Regions from separate parts of the Homo sapiens genome. Here region 1 is linked to region 2. The links are chromatin contacts, found by Hi-C or POLR2A ChIA-PET in ENCODE. All regions are on one chromosome and are shown on one strand. The core of a region is the stretch at or near the end of the contact, and the rest is flanking DNA. Distances in the headings are between cores, read along the strand shown. Region 1 holds the start of TMEM134 (transmembrane protein 134). Region 2 holds the start of NDUFV1-DT (NDUFV1 divergent transcript).

The links. A loop is a pair of places that touch in the nucleus more often than their neighbours do. ChIA-PET counts read pairs that join two places held with the same protein, here RNA polymerase II (POLR2A). Pooled maps may share reads with other maps.
Region 1: a map of naive thymus-derived CD4-positive, alpha-beta T cell shows a loop between it and region 2 (11-fold over the local background). The contact joins the promoter of TMEM134 here to the promoter of NDUFV1-DT in region 2. A Hi-C loop is called at or near these places in 1 of 168 maps with a recorded cell type or tissue (naive thymus-derived CD4-positive, alpha-beta T cell) and 13 of 50 pooled maps. POLR2A ChIA-PET finds 5 or more read pairs at or near these places in 5 of 52 experiments (PC-9, Panc1, activated B cell and 1 more).

What each region holds. Positions count from the first base shown.
Region 1 is chr11:67,468,001-67,474,893 of GRCh38, reverse strand. TMEM134 (transmembrane protein 134) reads left to right here and starts at 5,643. Exons shown (of 7, transcript NM_025124.4): 1 at 5,643-5,875; 2 at 6,802-6,866. The coding sequence starts at 5,702. RefSeq lists enhancers at 5,239-5,418, 5,407-6,031 and silencers at 5,569-5,708, 5,919-6,058.
Region 2 is chr11:67,601,313-67,607,955 of GRCh38, reverse strand. It overlaps NDUFV1-DT (NDUFV1 divergent transcript), which reads left to right and starts at 1,250. Exons shown (of 3, transcript NR_130935.1): 1 at 1,250-1,337; 2 at 1,945-2,063; 3 at 2,853-5,076. NDUFV1 (NADH:ubiquinone oxidoreductase core subunit V1) reads right to left here and starts at 1,020. Exons shown (of 10, transcript NM_007103.4): 1 at 880-1,020. The coding sequence starts at 951. RefSeq lists enhancers at 942-1,071, 1,452-1,511, 2,411-3,096, 3,783-4,468.

The DNA of each region.
Region 1 (6,893 bases), core at 4,394-6,893, 140 kb after region 2:
CAATAGCTACCCTTGCCCCTCCAGAGGTCACAGTCTATAACCCCATAAGACCCAAGAACAGCAGAAGTAAGTGAGCAATAGGATTAATTTTGGCGGGAATCAGGGCAACAATAGGACTGGTGGCACCCTAGGGTGGCCTTGCTTACCACGAGTCAACCGTAAAGAACTTGACTCAAACCCTAGAATCCTTAGCCACCAACACGGGTCAGGCCTTAAAGGGAATTCAAGAATTTCTAGACTCTTTGGCAAACATAGTTCTCTGTAACAGATTAGCATTAGATTATTTACTAGCTGAACAAGGTGAAGTTTGTGCAGTTATTAATAAAACCTGCTGCACATGTCTTACCAGCTCCAAACAGACTGAGGCTAACATTCGAAAGATCTATGAACAAGCTACTTGGCTACATAGATAGAACCATAGCACCAACCCCAGCAATATCTGGTCAACTATCAAAAATGCCTTCCCGAGTCTCACCTGGTTTTTTACCTCTCCTAGGACCTTTGATAGCCATCTTGTTATTCCTAATTTTTGGCTGTGGTTGTTTAAACTCTTAGTAAGTCTTTGAGATTGCAACAGTTTCAGGTAAACACAATGCTGGCACAAGGCTTCCGACCCATTCATCTACTGACCTGGGTAATGAAAGTATCCTGTCTTTTGGACCCTTAGATCGGGTATCAGGAGATTTTTTTTTTTTTTTTTTTTTTTTTTTTGAGACAGAGTCTCGCTCTGTCACCCAGGCTGGAGTCCAGAGGCGAGATCTTGGCTCGTTGCAACCTCCACCTCCCGGGTTCAAGAGATTCTCTGCCTCAGCCTCCCAAGTAGCTGGGATTACAGGCGTCTGCCACCATGCCCAGCTAATTTTTGTATTTTTAGTAGAGACGGGGTTTCTTTTTTTTGTTCGTTTGTTTTTTGAGACGGAGTCTCGCTCTGTCGCCCAAGCTGGAGTGCAGTGGCGCGATTTCAGCTCACTGCAACCTCCACCTCCCGGGTTCACGCCGTTCTCCTGCCTCAGCCTCCCAAGTAGCTGGGACTACAGGGGCCTGCCACCACGCCCAGCTAATTTTTTGTATTTTTAGTAGAGATGGGGTTTCACTGTGTTAGCCAGGATGGTAGAGACAGGGTTTCACCATGTTGGCCTGGATGGTCTCGACCTCCTGACCTTGTGATCCACCCGCCTCAGCCTCCCACAGTTCTGGGATTACAGGCATGAGCCACTGCACCCGACCGGGTATCTGGAGATTTTTACCTCTCCAGTGCTAGGAAGGGGCTATGCCCATAAACTCAACAGGAAGCAGTTACAGAAGATGGATCTCTGCCCTTCCGCTGCCCTCTTAAGATTAAGAAGGAGTATCTAATCTCTGAGCGAGGAATGAGGTAGGTGGCAGGACTCAGCTCTGGAGGTGGGACACAGACACCAGACCAGATTGAGAACTAGCTAAAACAGGGAATGCTGCGCATGGTGGCTCATGCCTGTAATCCCAGCACTTTGGGAGGGTGAGGCAGGTGGATCACTTGAGGCCAGGAATTTGAGACCAGTTTGGCCAACATGGTAAAACACCATCTCTACTAAAAATACAAAACTTAGCTGGGTGTAGTGGCGGATGCCTGTAATCCCAGCTACTCCGGAGGCTGAGGCAGAGAATCGCTTGAACCCAGGAGGTGGAGGTTGCAGTGAGCCTAGATCGTGCCACTGCACTCCAGCCTGGACAACAGAGGGAGACTCCGTCTCAAAAAAATAAAACAGGGAAGAGGTGAAAGCACCTCTCCATAAGACCTAAGACCCGTAAGACCAGTGCATGTCAGTTTACCATTGCCATGGCAACACCTAGAAGTTACCACCCCCTTCGGTGGCAATGACCTGACGGCCCAGAAGTTACCACTCTTTCCCTAGAAATTTCTGGATAATTCACCCCTCAATTTGCATGTAATTAAAAGTGGGCATAAATATGGCTGCAGAACTGCCTCTGAGCAGCTGCTGGGGGCACACTGCCTGTGGGATGGCCCTGCTCCACAAGGAGCGACGCCTGTGCTGCTGCTGTGCGCTGCTGCTTCTGTAAAAGTTGCTTTCCAATAAGTAAAAAATAAGGCCAGGCACGGTGGCTCACGCCTGTAATCCCAGCACTTTGGGAGGCTGAAGTGGGCAGATCAACTGAGGTCAGAAGATGGAGACCAGCCTGGCCAAAATGGCGAAATCCTGTCTCTACTAAAAATACAAAAATTAGCTGGGCGTGGTGGCAGACGCCTGTAATCCAAGCCACTTGGGAGGCTGAGGCAGAAGAATCGCTTGAACCCAAGAGGCAGAGATTGCAGTGAGCCGAGATCACACCACTGCACTCCAGCCTGGGCGACAGAGCAAGGCTCAGTCTTAAAAAAATAAAAAATTTTAAAAAATGTTTAAGTTGCTGTCTAACACCACCAGCTCACCCTTGAATTCTTTCCCAGGTGAAGCCAAGCACTCTCTTGGGCTAAGCCCCAATTTTGGGGATCACCTGCCCTGCATCAGCCTTGCTACGCTGAGGCTGATCTTGAATTCCTGGCCTCAAGTGATCCTCCTGCCTCAGCTTCCCCAAAGTGCTGGGATTACAGACATGAGCCACTGCACCCAGCCTGAAAAGGAGTGATTATTCTTTGAGAGCATGTTAGACAAAGAGTCAAAGACAGACAGATAGGAAATATGTGCAAGGTCATAAACCAGCAAGGAATTAATGATTAGATATGTTGATATGCAAATTAGTGGAAAAAGGCTAGAAACCCAATAGCAAAAAGAAAGACCAAAGATATGAAAAGCCAGTTCACAGACAAGGGACACCCAATGGCTGACAAGGGCACAAAGAGCAGCTCAAACTCTCCAGCCATCAGAGAACCCAGAGGAACATGAGGTACCACTTTAAATTCATCAGATCGGCAAGCCATTAAAAAGTTGGATGGTACCAAGTCCTGAGAGAACCAGAAGCCTCAGGTGGAGTGTCAACTCTCACAGCCACTCAGGAGAGCATCTGTGGTACCCTGTGAAGTCATGAGTGCGTGTGCCCTATAACCTGGAAATCCTACCCCAAGGGGAATTCTCCCACAGTCCATAAGGGGACAGCAGGAAGATGTTAACTGCAGTGATGCCTGTGATGGCGGGGTTGAGGCCAGTTTGAGTGTACAACACTGTGGAGGTGAGGTGGATCATAAAGGTGCTAGACACTCAACATGGTACAACATGCATGTAGCCTGTAGAAACAATAAACAAATGCATATGGAAAACAGCATCGAGAGCAAAAATGTAAACGTGTAAGTAACAGAACTGAATTTTCTGCATGACATCATGTTTGTAAATTGCAAACACATCCACATAGGAGACAGTGCCATACATGGTACAGAGCCAGGCAGGCTTTAAGGACGCCGACTGAGCATGCTGACATGGGTCTGATGGAAGGCAGGGGAGAGGAAGGAACCTGGGAAGTGAAAGAGGGTAAGTGAATTAACATAACTCGAGAGGGGCCTTATTCATAGTGTTGATGTGTAACAAACAGAAGTAGACTTGACTCAGCTCTGTACATGAGGCCATAAAATGAACATGAGGCCGGGTGTGGTGGCTCATACCCAGCACCTTGGGAGGCCGAGGTGGGCAGATCACGCCTGTAATCCTAGCTACAGGGGAGGCTGAGGCAGGAGAATCGCTTGAACCCAGGGGGCGGAGGTTGCAGCAAGCCGAGATCTTGCCACTGCACTCCAGCCCGGGTGACGGTGCGAGACTCTGTCTCAAAAATAATAATAATAATAATAATAATAATAAGGCAGGGCACTGTGGCTCATGCCTGTAATCCCAGCCTCCTCGGGAGGCTGAGGCAGGAGAATCACTTGAACCCAGGAGGTGGAGGTTGCAGTGAGCTGAGATCGCACTCCAGCTTGGGCAACAGAGCGAGACCCTGTGTCGAAAAAAACAAAAACAAAAAAGAACTCTTGACTAAGGTCCATAAAGCTCTCAAGGCTCTGGGGCCCATCTACTCCTCCCAGGCTCATCAAGTCGGCCTGCCCCTTTCCTTGCTGCTCAGCCACACTGGTTTTCTCACATTCTTCCTCCACAGGCCAAGCTCCTTCCCACCTCCTGGCCTTTGAACGTGCTGTTCCCTGGTGCCAGGAAAACACTGAACCTTGCTTTTCTCACAGCTGGCTCCTTCATCATCGGCATTCCTGCTCAAATGTCACCTCTTGGAAAGGTCATCTTTGAGTACGAAATCTAAAGTCAGTTTTGCATCACACAGCACTTGAAACTGTCTCATTTTGCACTGTTTTATTCACCACTGTATCTATAGTGCCCAAAACAGTGTTTGGCCCTAAATAGATGCTTAATAAATACTTGTGGCAGAAATGAATGAGGGGTTTGCCAAAGTCCCAAGTACTTACAAGTGGTAGAATGGGGATTTGAAACCAGGTCCACCTAATTCATAGAGTACTTCTGCTCTTCCACCCCCACCGCCCCCCACCACGGTTCATTTTTTTTTTATGGAGTCTTGCTCTGTTGCCCAGGCTGGAGTGCAGTGGTGTGATCTCCACTCACTACAACCTCTGCCTCCAGGGTACAAGCGATTCTCCTGCCTCAGCCTCCCAAGTAGCTGGGATTACAGGCACTGGTCACCGTGCCCAGCTAATTTTTGTATTTTTAGTAGAGACTGGGTTTCACCATGTTGGCCAGGCTGGTCTCAAACTCCTGACCTCAAGTGATCCACTCTCCTTGGCCTCCCAAAGTGTGAGCCACCGTGCCCTGCCAAGAGTTCAGATTTTATTCTAAGTGCAATGGAAAACCAAGGGAAGGTTTTTTTGTTTGTTTTGTTTTGTTTTTTGAGACGGAGTCTTGCTCTGTCGCCCAGGCTGGAGTGCAGTGGCTCAATCTCGGCTCACTGCAACATCTGCCTCCCGGGTTCAAGCAATTCTTCTGCCTCAGCCTCCCAAGTAGCTGGGACTATAGGCATGCACTACCACGCCCGGCTAATTTTTGTATTTTTAGTAAAGACGGGGTTTCGCCTTTTGGCCAGGCTGGTCTTGAACTCCTGACCTCAAGTGATCCACCCGCCTCGGCCTCCCAAAGTGCTGGGATTACAGGAGTGAGCCACCGAGCCAGGCCAGCAGCAAAATTTTTAAAAAGGGTTTTCAGAATAACACACGCAGATAAAAAGATTTGTTTTAAAAGATCACTTCGGCTGCTGCGTGGAGACTGACTGGAAATTGGAAGACACATAAGCTCTCTGAGCCTCGGTTTCCACATTTGCAAAAATGGGGAGAGCACCCCTCCGGTGCGGGGCTGTTGTGAGTAAGGTGGGGAAACAGTTCCCAGGAGTCTCCTTGGCACTCGAGGAACAGGCTGCGGTGCAAAAGGCCCTGTCAGGGACCTGGAGGTTGGGGCGTGGAAGCCCCTCCAAGCCCCCGCACATACACGCCTGGGGGATGTGTCCGAGCCCGGCACGGGCTGTCGCTTGCCATGGCGGCCACTGAGTGGCGTCACGGGGCGGGCGCGCTCCGTCTGGAAGAGGCTCCCACCCATCAGCCCGCTCAGGGCTCGGCAACTCTGGCCTGCTTAGGGCGGACGGGGGCGGGACCGGCGCGTGGGGCGGAGCCAGGGTCGGAGGGGCGGGGCATGCGGGGGCGGGGCAGCGGCGACGCTGGGTGTGTGGGCGCAGATGGCGGCGGCGCACGGCGCCTGAGCGGGCCGGGGCCATGAGCGCCGCCCGGCCCCAGTTCAGCATTGATGATGCCTTCGAGCTGTCCCTGGAGGACGGGGGCCCTGGGCCCGAGTCCAGCGGGGTCGCGCGCTTTGGGCCGCTGCACTTCGAGCGTCGGGCCCGGTTCGAGGTGGCTGACGAGGACAAGCAGTCCCGGCTGCGCTACCAGGTGAACCGCCCGGCCCACCTAACCCCCTGCCCCCGGCCGGACGGGACCCCAGGCCGGGCCCCAAAGGCCTCAACTCGGGGAAGCATCTGCCTAGAGGCCCCAGCTGAAGCGCGAGACCGCCCCCCCGCCCCGCGGACGTGACTCTTGATCCAGAGCCCTGCCCAGGCCCTCCCGGTTCCCATACCGGGCCCCAGCCAGCCGGGAAGAGCCCAGTGCCCGGGCCCGGGAGCTCATCCCTCAGCTCCAGCTGGGGAACCCAACCGGATTCCCCACTCATCCTGGCTACTCGCACCTGGCCCCCGCTGGGTTGGGGGAGCTCCTCTGTATCTGAACCAGACCTTGCCCCACACGCAGGAGCATCCCCTGTGCCCCAGGCCAGCTAAGCTGATGGGAACCCGCACGCCTTTCTCTATTCTGAAAGCCCTCTCCCTAATCCCACCACCACCCCTAAGAGCTGGAGCTCCTCTCACATGACCAGTCCTTGCCCACCCTTTGGCTCCCACTAAACCAGAAAAACCCATTTTCCCAGAAAACCTCCACCAACCCTAGGCTGCTTTTCTTGGAGACCTGGACCAGAACCCTGTGCCTTGAACCTGGGAACTCTGGGCCTGGCCTTTCCTGGCACCCCAATTCCCAAGCTCCCATTCTAGGCCACTGAATGAGAGCTCCACCCTAACCCAAAGTTGGGAGCTCTCCTTTCCCTGGGATCTATGCAGGCTCCTGCTCCCCAAAGCCCTGGCATCCACCCACCTCCTACCTGGTTTCTGTGAATCACCAAACCCGTTCTGCGGGGAGGGCAGAGGGCCAGGTGAACAGCTGCCAGGCGGCCAGGCAAATGGTTGTGTAGGCCTGCTTTTCTCTTCCCGGGAGGGAGTGAGGAAGGGCCCCAGCCCAGCAACCCCCCTGAGACCTGTGTTCTGCAACAGAACCTGGAGAACGATGAGGATGGAGCCCAGGCCTCTCCGGAGCCGGATGGGGGAGTCGGCACCAGGTTAGGGCCAGGTGGGGACCCAACCCT
Region 2 (6,643 bases), core at 1-2,500:
CGCGCCCGGCCATTAGTAAGCATTTTGTTTAGCAGGTACTGGATGGAAGCATTTTACATCCAAAATCCCATTTCATCCTCATAAGAACTCTGATAGGAACGATTTTCTCTGTTTCACAGAGGAGAAAACTGAGGCTTGGAGCAAAAGGAGCTTATGGAAGGTCTCACAGTCAAAAGCAGCAGGTCCAATTTGAGCCCAGGTCTGTCGGTGGCCAAACCCACAGCTGCATCACGGCACCACACAGCCCCACAAGCCGAGTGTGGCAGCTTGGCCCTTTCCCGGCCTGGCTCCCCTGCTGGACCAAAACTTGGGTAGGCCAGGGGCCTTTTATATTCCTACCTCGGCCGAAGAGGCGAAATGTGTTTACTGATGGGAAAGAAATGCCTCCTTAACACACAGGTGATGGAGGGGCTCACTTAGGATGAAATGAGGAGCCCCACGACCCAGTGGAGAGCGCACCAGCTGAGGGCGACGGGATTCCCATCCTTTTAAGAGCACTTTTCAGCCACTTCAGGGCGCAGAGCAGTGGACGGGAAATCAGGAGGTGCGCATCCCTAAATGGGGCAATGACCCCTTCACGCCCTACAAGGCTGTGACAAGGAGAGAATGAAAGACTAGGGGTCTTCACAACCTGCAAAACTTCCGCCAGGCCGAGGACTGTAAAACAAGGGAAGCCAGCAAGTCAGAGGGTCAAGGGAGTCGGCCCCGCGTTGGGACCCGTTCCCCTACTTCAACCAGGCCGGAGCGGGGGCCTTCCCGCCTGGCCTGGGGAGAAGGGCTCTCCAGAGGCCACTACAGACCCCAGGGACTGCTCGTGCACGGGCGCGGCCGCGACACCCGGCCCCAAACACCCGTGGCCCCAGCCAGGCTGGGCCTCACCGTGTCGCCGCTGAAACGCACAGATACCCGCGCGGGAAGCGACCAGCCGAGCAGCCGCCGTGTTGCCAGCATCGCGGCGGGCCAGATGGGTCACCTCACGCTGTCACCTTCATAGCACTGAGGCTGAGGAACTGGCGCGATAGAGACGCTAGGTGGCGCGCAGGAAAGACGTCACGCGCCCGACGCCAGCGCCGCGCACCGGTATCGCTGCGCCCCTTCAACTTCGCCAGCGGCCCCGCCTCCTCGGGGGAGGACTGAGAGGCCAGTGCCTTGGCGCCGGGGCTTCTGGGAGATGTGGTCCCACCGGCCTGGGGTCCGCCTTCCTCCCTCCACCGGGCTGGCATTTAGCGGTGGCTGTCCCCACCGCTCGCTCTTTCGCTCCCTCCTTAGCTCGCCGGCTCCCAGCCTTTGATGCCACAAGTAAACAAACCTCGCATGTCGCCTTCTGCTGGGTCCTGGTGTGTTCCACTTTCTATAGATTCGGCGTTTAGTGTGCACCTGCGGTATGCATCGGTGTATCATGGGAGGAGTGAAAAGTCAGGCAGGTCATAGCCCGATCCTCATGACTACGTTGCAATTATTCTGCCCAGTGCGAGCCCTGCCAGACTGTGGGCTTCCCCACCCCGGGCGTCCGTGTGCTCGAGGAAGGATTGCAGACTCCAAGGCAGGGGGTTGTTCGCGGAGTTCTTCCCAGAGGGCCTGTCACGGAATCCTAGGCTGGGGTGAGGCAGAGAGGATGCAGATGGTCAGTGCACGGCACAAACTCTTGCTGGCGCCGCTGAGTTCTCTCAGCTCTTGTCAGGAGAGTCCAGCACTTTCTGCTTCTGCCCAAAATCCTGGCATGGTCCCTGCTGCTTTTGGAATCAGCCACTGGTCCAGGATTTAAGGGCTCTGCGACCCCGTCCTTCGCCAGGGTCATCACGCCCAGGCCACTGCTGTGAACCCCACCCCCGTCCCCCAAGACCCCTTTCTGCCGTCATTAGACTTTAGGGCGTTTGTGTGGCTGTCCCCCTCCCTCGGTTTTCCCCTGACCTGAGGAGGTCCCTCTGTCCTTTGCCTTCCCAGGAGGTCTTGGAAGCCTGATGAACTCGTCTTTTTCAGTTTCCTGGAACCCTCTGCTGTGGTCCTCGTGATAAGAGTGACCTTTTTGGCCTGCTCTCCCCAGCTCTTTTCCAGTCCTCATGGTGAGGAACCATCTCTGTTCTTTTGTGCTGTAATCATCCTTCCTGATCTCTCTAAAACGTGCTGTTTACAAAACTCCTTTGCAGCTATTTTCTCACATACCCCACAGCAGCCCCACAAGGTGTTCACTCCATTTTGTCCACGAAAAAACTGAGGCTCAGGGGGATTTTGTCCTTTGTCTGTGGGCATGAAGCTGCTGAGTGGTGGAGCTGGACTGGAATCTAGGCCTTTCTTCCTTTCCACAGTGCCCCGCACACAGCAAACCCACAGAACAACTGACACGCATGTGACAGTCACTGTGGACGTCAGTGACATTCCCAAGAGAGGCACCAAGAAATCTCTTCCCTGTCTGAGGTTTCCCAGACAGATAGAGTAGTATCAGGCCCAGAGCCCAGGAGTCCTGGCTGCCAGCCGCAGGCCCCCTCTCTTGGTCAGGGAAAGAGGTTGCCTAGGCAAAGCTGGGGATTACACAGCTAATCCGGGCTCAGACCTGAGTCCTCGGATCCCTCCCTTTGGGGCAGAAGAAGGGGGGCAGGTCAGAGCCAGCCCAGCGGGTGGATTCCTTCCTCATCTGTCTCTAACTGGGTCAAAGGAATACAGGCTGAGGGAGATGCAGGTTGGGGATGCTGGGGACAGGAGATGCTGGGCATGAGGGGGGATGGAAAACGGAGAGTGAGGGAAGGATCCTCTGTTCATTCAGTGCCAGGCTCTGGGCCAAGCACTTGCCATGTGTTACCTCCTTAATCCTCCAAAACTCCAGCCTCAGGAATGATGAGCCCTGTTTTCAGAAGCAGGGTATCAGCATTGCTGAGTGGCCTGCCCAGGATGACACAACTGCCAGAACTCGGCCTGAGGTCTCCTAACAACAAATCCCCCACTGGTCCCCACCCACTGGAGCACCTACTTGCCAGGCTTCTCAAGCGAAGAAGGAGATCCACTCTGATGTCATCTCCCAGGAGCCTTCTCTGCAGCATCTCAGGTCCTGGCTCTCACCTCCTCAGCACCCATCCCATCCTGTGTCACTCTGTATATCAGCCTCCCCAGCCAGCCTCCAGGCCACAAGCCAAGAGGTATCAAGGGCTCCTCCCTGTCCCACTGGCCCCACATCCACTGTGTCTATCTGGTCAACTTTACCTTCCAAACATTCCCTGCACAGTGATAGATGGCTGTGGCCCTGTCATCTCTCACCTGAAATTAACAATGTATCCTTGGGGCCTCCCACCCTCACATCTTGGCTCCTCCAGCCCCTTCTCTGCAAACATGGAACAGTGGGATTATTATAAATCTCAGACCCGTTTTGCCCCTTTCCTGCCTGAGAGTTTTTGTGGTTCCCCACTGCCCTCAGAACAAAGCTCAAGACCCTTTGGCCTGGCATTCAAGGTCCTTTGTGCTGCCACCTGTCAACCTCCCCAGTTCCAGCTCCTTTGGCTTTGCCCATACAAGCTGGATCTGCACCAGAGGATCTGTCTTCCTCCCAACTTGGCCCTAGTCCTCCTAGGAGCCCTTTGGACGTCACCTCCCCCAGGAAGCTTTCTGCAACCACCCTACAACCGTCCCTATAAACTTTATAAAACCAATTAGTGTGGGGAAAAGCAAGAGAGATCAGATTGTTACTGTGTCTGTGTAGAAAGAAGTAGACATAGGAGACTCCATTTTGTTATGTACTAAGAAAAATTCTTCTGCCTTGAGATTCTGTGACCTTACCCCCAACCCCGTGCTCTCTGAAACATGTGCTGTGTCAACTCAGAGTTGAATGGATTAAGGGCGGTGCAAGATGTGCTTTGTTAAACAGATGCTTGAAGGCAGCATGCTCGTTAAGAGTCATCACCACTCCCTAATCTCAAGTACCCAGGGACACAAAAACTGCGGAAGGCCGCAGGGACCTCTGCCTAGGAAAGCCAGGTATTGTCCAAGGTTTCTCCCCATGTGATAGTCTGAAATATGGCCTCGTGGGAAGGGAAAGACCTGACCGTCCCCCAGCCCGACACCCGTAAAGGGTCTGTGCTGAGGAGGATTAGTAAAAGAGGAAGGAATGCCTCTTGCAGTTGAGACAAGAGGAAGGCATCTGTCTCCTGCCTGTCCCTGGGCAATGGAATGTCTCGGTATAAAACCCGATTGTATGCTCCATCTACTGAGATAGGGAAAAACCGCCTTAGGGCTGGAGGTGGGACCTGCGGGCAGCAATACTGCTTTGTAAAGCATTGAGATGTTTATGTGTATGCATATCTAAAAGCACAGCACTTAATCCTTTACATTGTCTATGATGCAAAGACCTTTGTTCACGTGTTTGTCTGCTGACCCTCTTCCCACAATTGTCTTGTGACCCTGACACATCCCCCTCTTCGAGAAACACCCACAGATGATCAATAAATACTAAGGGAACTCAGAGGCTGGCGGGATCCTCCATATGCTGAACGCTGGTTCCCCGGGTCCCCTTATTTCTTTCTCTATACTTTGTCTCTGTGTCTTTTTCTTTTCCAAATCTCTCGTCCCACCTTACGAGAAACACCCACAGGTGTGTAGGGGCAACCCACCCCTACAAATTAGGGAAGAAGTAGGGGGAAAAGATGAAAATAAACCAAGCCTGCAGCATACTCAGTATTCATCATGAGGTCAGCTGCTCTCTGACCTGCTTCCTCATGGCTGGTTGGTGCCTGTTGTCCCGGAGTGACAAAGACCCTAGATTATAGCTGCCCTTAACTGCTGTATAAATAACAACTTGAACATGAAATGCTAAATTTTCCTTTTGAAGTATTCCTTCAGATCCTGCATGCTGATAAAACTACTGACTCAACTGGTCCCCATGAGGAGCTGGCTCACCAAAGAATGCGGTTTCCAATCCCAATTATTTCATGCCCCTTGCTTAGGCAATCAACAATCCCAAATTTCCAGCCCCTTGCCCTCCACAATCTCCTTAAAAAATTCAGTCCAAAACTCCTTGGGGAGATGGATTTGAAGGTCTCCTCCCATCTCCAAACTTGGTGCCCTGCAATCATTAAACTCTTTCTCTGCTGCAAACCCTGCTATCTCAGTGTAATTGGTCTGTTACTGCATACATATGGGCATACAAACCTGTTGGTCCTACAACAACCCCATACAACTATCTTGAGCACCTATTGTCAGGCCCAGTGTGAGTAAGGCACGATCAGATCTTCCCCAACCCCCAGCATAGAGCTTCTCAAGGGAGGGACTTACTCAATATTGTAATCAAATATTATATTTGAAAAATGAAAAACATCAATTTTTTTCCTGTGTTTGAAATTGAAGAAATACCAAAAAAGCAAGAAGAAAGTAATAACATTTTATGACCATCCTGACAATACCTGTTACTGTTTCTAGGTGATTTTTTTTTTAATATTTATTTATTGAGATGGAGTCTCGCTCTTTCCACCCAGGCCAGAGTGCAGTGGTGCAATCAGCTCGCTGCAACCTCTGCCTCCTGGGTTCAAGCGATTCTCCTGCCTCAGCCTCCCAAGTAGCTGGGATTACAGGTGCACACCACCACACTTGGCTAATTTTTGTATTTTTAGTAGAGACAGGGTTTCACCATGTTGACCAGGCTGGTCTCGAACTCCTGACCTCAGGTGATCCACCCACCTCAGCCTCCCAAAGTGCTGGGATAACAGGCGTAAGCCACCGAATCTGGCCAAATTGTTACTTTTTCTCGAACTCGTGAACTCTCGGCTCACTCATGCGCCACCGTGCCCGGCTATTTATTTTTTTTTTTTAGTAGAGACAGGGTTTCTCCATGTTGGCCAGGCTGGTCTCGAACTCCTGACCTCAGGTGATCCGCCCACCTCGGCCTCCCAAAGTGTTGGGATTACAGGCATGAGCCACTGCGCCTGGACATATACTCTGTTTTTGTTTTCACTTCATATTCAGGAAGGGGGATAGAGATATTAGCTTTTGCTTGGACATGAAATTTAGGTATGATCTAAAAATTTAAGAGTAATCACTAAAAATAAAAGTAAAATGTGTAACTTCCAATAGTAGGGGAGAAGGGACTAGCACAAAAACCTCAATTCAACTGAAGACAAGAAAACAAAGTAAAGAAGAAATACAGGGAAAGAATGCTAAATAGGAAATACAGGCCAGGTGCGGTGGCTCACGCCTATAATCCCGACACTTTGGGAGGCCGAGGCGGGTGGATCACTTGAGGCCAGGAATTCGAGACCATCCTGGCTAACATGGTGAAACCCCGTCTCTGCTAAAAATACAAAACATTAACCGGGCATGGTGGCAGGTGCCTGTAATCCCAGCTACTCGGGAGGCTGAGGCAGGAGAATTCCTTGAACCCGGGAGGCAGAGATTGCAGTGGGCCGAGATCGTGCCATTGCACTCCAGCCTGGGTGGCAGAGCGACTCCGTCTTAAAAAAAAAAAAAAAAAGTTTTTCTAGTTTTTCTTCTCTGGTCTTGATGTGTTTGAGAAAGACATAGTGGGTTTCAGGTTGTATCCTGCTGTCTTGAACTGGAAATCTTTTTTTTCCATGAATTTAAACTGGAAAGAGTAAAGTCTATCAGTCACGGCTGGTGGGGCACGCAAAGGACAAGGTGAAAGTATTTAAGGCAAGCAGCACAATGA